Linked DNA regions of Homo sapiens: region 2 is linked to region 1. A link is a loop called in an ENCODE intact Hi-C map of the cell type or tissue named here. Cell type or tissue: B cell. All regions are shown on one strand.

What was found. Peaks named below come from ENCODE experiments on the same cell type or tissue, not always from the same donor. Only the 100,000 strongest peaks of a DNase experiment are listed, where the experiment ranks them.
Region 2: it touches region 1 in a loop (15-fold over the local background); 3 of 110 quality-filtered maps call a loop at or near these places.

The regions. Positions count from the first base shown.
Region 1 is chrX:70,453,238-70,455,737 of GRCh38, reverse strand. It overlaps DLG3 (discs large MAGUK scaffold protein 3), which reads right to left. Exons shown (of 19, transcript NM_021120.4): 8 at 1,945-2,101; 9 at 1,422-1,524. It overlaps DLG3-AS1 (DLG3 antisense RNA 1), which reads left to right. Exons shown (of 2, transcript NR_109801.1): 2 at 2,432-2,500. Among named protein-coding and RNA genes, the nearest start is that of DLG3-AS1, 1.5 kb to the left of the region's middle. RefSeq lists silencers at 567-796, 534-960. In B cell, a CTCF peak has its summit at 1,177 (motif pointing left); DNase peaks (open chromatin) are centred at 787, 1,167 and 2,377; H3K4me3 peaks cover 1,151 bases; H3K27ac peaks cover 1,019 bases.
Region 2 is chrX:71,197,165-71,199,664 of GRCh38, reverse strand. LOC107985688 (a long non-coding RNA gene) reads left to right here and starts at 1,472. Exons shown (of 2, transcript XR_001755878.2): 1 at 1,472-1,756. RefSeq lists an enhancer at 1,150-1,329. In B cell, no CTCF peak of the experiment used is centred here; a DNase peak (open chromatin) is centred at 1,434; H3K4me3 peaks cover 1,433 bases; H3K27ac peaks cover 1,315 bases.

The DNA of each region.
Region 1 (2,500 bases):
ATCCCTTGCAAACAAAAGGGAGGGGGCAGAATACCAAGCCGGTCGCGGCTGTTCTCAGAGGTGGACAGGTTGGGTGGAGAAATGGGTGTCGGGGGAGGGGAAGATTTAGAAAATTCCTCTAGGGCAAGGGATTAGGGAGCTGCTTGGGGGCGCAGCAGCCAGCAGGAAGGGGGCTGAGGCAGGACAGAGGCCCTGGGGTGAGAAGGGGGCACAGCTCGCTGTGGGGGAGAGGTGATGGCTAAGAGGTGAAGGCCAGACTGGGCCCAGTGTAGGGTGAGGGGGCGCTGAGCCCCGCGCGGCGCTCCGAGGGGCCCTGAGGAGGGTCTCAGAAGGAGCCTGGGGGCACGCAACGAAGGCATTCGAGGGAGAGGGCAGAATTGGGGCACGCAGTGTTGGAAAAGAGGCTGAGAACAGAGCCGTAGAGAGGTTAGGGGGGACTGCGAGGGGGCCTGACCCCCGTCCGCCCCACCTCACCTGGCGCCGGGTCGGAGTCCAGATCTAGTGCTGAGAAAGCGCCAGCTCCGGCCAGTCCCTCCGTCCCGCGCGGGAGACCACGGACACAAAGCGGGGCGCGCGGGAGGAGGGGAGGAGAGAGGAGGGGGAAGGAGGGAGGAGGAGGAGACGCCTGAGGCGCGCGATGGGGGGAAGGAGGGGCGCCTGCCGCCCTCCTCCTGGGTCAGGGGGCGGGGCATGCGGCTGGAGGCCGCCCTCAGCCGGCCAATGGCCACTCCACTGGCCCGCAGGCTAGGGCGCGCCTTCCCGCGGCTCACCTCGGCACCTGGGCCTCGGTTGGCCCCAGCCAATCAAACGCCTTTATTTGCATGACCAGCCCCGCCCATTCGCCCCAGCCAAGGACTGCTCACTGAGAATACAAAGAAGGCCCCCCGGAGGGGAGGGAGTCGACTCCAGTTGGCCTATCCCAAGGGCATAGTATCACCTTTTCAGCGCGTTTATGGGTCTTTCACGGTCATCTTGATGAGGGGAGGGGAGTGGGGGTCACAGAGGTTTGGCCCAAGATCTCTTAAGAGGTCGGATCTCTTCTACCTGAGGTCCTTCTAACCAAGAGCTGCTCTCCTCTTCCAGGGCACACAGTTCCCAGTCTTCTCCTGTGGGCCCTCCGCCCCCTCCCCTTTTTCCAGTCGCCCTAATCTTTGGATGCTGCTTCCAGTAGGCTGCTGCCCACTACTGGCCTTCTCCTGCACTGCAGCCCACATCAGCAGGCTCTGAGCACAGCCTTAATTGATGCTTTCAAGCCGCCCAAACCAACCCCTACCCAGCAGGAAAAGGAGAGAGGAAGAGGTTACTGCTCTAGGTAGAAGGGACCTGGTCAAGTGGCTTTGTTACCTAGGATGGCAAAAAGCCAACACATAATATAAGTCTAACTCCCCCACATCATCTCTTCCCACCTTCCCTTCTCCTACCTTCAGGTCTGTACTGGGCCACAATGGTGACTGACTGGCCGGCCCGTTTCAGAGCAGCTGCAGCCTGCTCATGAGTTGCATTCCTCAGATTCACTCCATTCACCTGTCCAAAGAGAGAAGCTGTGAGCCACCCCAAAAGCAAGAAAGAGGGTCCTCTGCATTAGCAGTTAGGAGAGGGAGATGGGTACCCCACCCCTAAGCCTGTTTAGATGCCTTTCCCAATATTCCAACCTTGCCCCTAAAACAAGGCCTAAAGGATACGACATCTCTAGTGTAACAATTATCTTCATAAAGGTCAAATGCCAATCAGGGTTAAGATCCAATAGGCATTCATTTCCTCTTCAAAGATAAGTCTAGTCCCGGTCCCTGTCACTAAGGATGTCTATAAAAACAAGAGAAGTTTTCTCCAGTCCTTAGCCCTCCCTTCATCTCAAGAAGCATTCCTCGGAGGAAGTAAGGTCTCTCGCTCTCCATTTTAGACTGGCACAGTTCCCATCCTCCCACCTCTCCTTTGTCTCCTCACCGATAAGATCCGGTCTCCCCTGCGCAGCTCCCCACTCAGGTCAGCTGGGCCTCCTGCCAGGATGAAGGAGACAAAAATGCCTTCTCCATCCTCTCCTCCTACGATGTTGAAGCCCAGGCCTGTGGAGCCTTTGTGCAGGATGATCTTGCGAGGCTCTCTGGTGGGAAAGGAGTGGAGGAGTCAGGACTAGGTAGATATGGACTGTTGTCCTTTGAGGGCCAGCCTGGAACAAGGTCCATACTTGCTGTAGGGAGTAAGGACGTGGTTCCCTATGTATGATACCCTGAGCCTCCCTTTGTCTCCTGAAACCTGCTTGGCTGCTGTTCTGTCAGGTGCCAAGTTTCAGTTCCTCTTCCCTCCCTTCTTCCCGAGGGCTTGCAGTCAACTTCCCAGTGGACAGTCCCCTACTCTCTCGGGTGAACAAATCCCTACCCTGAACTCCAGAGACCAAATCTCAGGCCCACTCACTGGTCCTCTTCCTTCCCAGATTCTCCTATCCTACCAACCCGTGTGATGGACCCTGGACCACAAGAAGAGGAAGCAGTTAGGGGCAGTG
Region 2 (2,500 bases), 740 kb before region 1:
TGCCTGGCTTGGAAATTTGAATTTTATTTTTTATTTGGTAGGCAGTGAGGAACCACTAAAAGCTTTTCAGTGAGAATGACAAGGTAGAAACAGTGCTTTAGGGTGATTAACGTGACGGGGTGCACTGGGGACTAAGTAGGCTAGAGGCTGCAAAGGTAGGTAGGAGGCTGTGTCAACAATCTAGGCATGAGATTATGAAGGTTTAATCTAGGGAGGTGGCAATAGTGATGAAAAGGAAGTGACGAATATAATAAGATTGCAAGAGGCAATGTTGTGTGGTACAAAGTACATTGGATGGGGTTTCCAATATCCCTGAGTTCTAGTCTTTTTTTTTTTTTTTTTGAGACAGAGTCTCACTCTATCGCCCAGGCTGGAGTGCAGTGGCGTGACCTCCGCTCACTGCAACCTCCACATTCCGGGTTCAAGCAATTCTCCTGCCTCTGCCTCCTAAGTAGCTGGGACTACAGGCCCCCACCACCACGCCCGGCTAATTTTTGTATTTTTAGTAGAGACGGGGTTTTGCCATGTTGGCCAGGCTGGTCTCGAACTCCTGACGTCAGATGATCTGCCCGCCTCGGCCTCCCAAAGTGTTGGGATTACAGGCGTAAGCCACTGCGCCTGGCCCCTGGGTTCTAGTCTTGACTTCCATTCACAGGCTGTATTGCCTTGCCTCCCACAGACTCAATTTTTTCTTTTGAAAAAGGCGAAGCTGGCTGGGCGTGGTGGCTCACGCCTTTAATCCCAGCACTTTGAGAGGCCGAGGTATGCGGATCACCTGAGGTCAGGAGTTTAAGACCAGCCTGGCCAACATGGCACACCCCCATCTCTACTAAAAACACAAAAATTAGCCGGGCCTGGTGGCACGCGCCTGTAGTCCCAGCTACTCAGGAGGCTGAGGCAGAAGAATTGCTTGAACCCGGGAGGCAGAGGTTGCAGTGAGTCGAGATCGCGCCATTGCACTCCAGCCTGGACAACGAGAGTAAAATTCCGTCTCAGAAAAAAAAAAAAAAAAAGAAAGAAAAAGAAAAGAAAAAGAAAAAGGCGAAGCTGGAGAAATAAGTACCTTTAAGGTTTCCTACAGCTGGAATATGCTTAACGACTGTACTGCATGGGGCTTTATGTAGGACTAACTGACCAGACTTGGTAAAGGATTAACTAACTAGGAAAATGGAGGTGCCATGAATAGGATAGTGGAGTCAAAGAGGGAAGCTAGTAGTATGGGGAAAGATGATGTGCAGACATGCTGGGTGTGAGGTGTTAGTGGAACACCTAGCTGACTGTACAAAGGGTGGGATAGCAGCTCTGAAGCAGGCAAGGGTGGGAGAGATTTCGGATTTGGCAACCAAAAGCCTGAAAGCAACACTAGAAGCTATGCAGACAGATGAGTTTATCGAAAGAGGAAATGAGTATATGAGAGCAAAGAGCGAAGAACCATGGGAAGTGAGAAAAGCTGGTGGGGGGAAGACAAGGAAGGAACAACTGCCTGTGAGCCTTGAACAAGCTACTTCCATTTTCTGGCTCTTTAGTCTCCTCATTTGTAAAATGAGGGGGCTGGAGTAAGTAAGCTCTATAAGGCTCTCAGCTGTGACATCTATGCATAATCACAGAAGATCGAAGTGTACAGAACACCATGGAAACTGAAGAGAGATTCTGAAAGGAGGCTTTAAGAGGTCACTTGCATCCAATGCTGCAGAAGTGTCAGAGACTGAGGACTTAAATGAAGCCACTGATTAGCAATTTAAAGATCCTCTCCAAGGTAAGGACCCCTCCCTCTCAAGCCACTACTTTTCTATGACCTTTCTCCTACCATCTCTAAATGTGAACATTCTGTAAAATTCCGTTCTCTGGCTGGGCGCCGTGGCTCACGCCTGTAATCCTAGCAGTTTGGGAGGCCGAGGCGAGCGGAGCACCTGAGGTCGGGAGTTTAAGATCAGCCTGACCAACATGGAGAAACCCCATCTCCACTAAAAATACAAAATTAGCCGGGCGTGGTGGCGCATGCCTGCAATTCCAGCTACTTGGGAGGCTGAGGCAGGAGAACCACTTGAACCGGGGAGGTGGAGGTTGCTGTGAGCTGAGATCGTACCATTGCACTCCAGCCTGGGCAACAAGAGCAAAACTCTGTCTCAAAAAAAAAAAAATTTCGTTCTCTGCCCTCCAGGGAGACTTAGCCACACTCCCATAGCAACTGTTATCTCTACAAGGTAGATCAGAAATCTCTGGTTCATACCTTCCTTTCGCACCTCAATTCACATTTCCAACTGTCTATTGGACATTTCCACCAGTCACTGAAATTTAGCTTGCAGTAAAATTAATAATACTAATGATAATAGCATTATTTAAATTTAAATAGTATTAAATTAAATAGTATTATTTAAATTATTAAATTTAGCTTGCAGTAAAATTAATAATACTAATGATAATAGCTAACACTCAGTACTTAATTTTGGGTCCTGTACTAAGCATATCACATATGTTATCTCCTTTACATCCTATAACA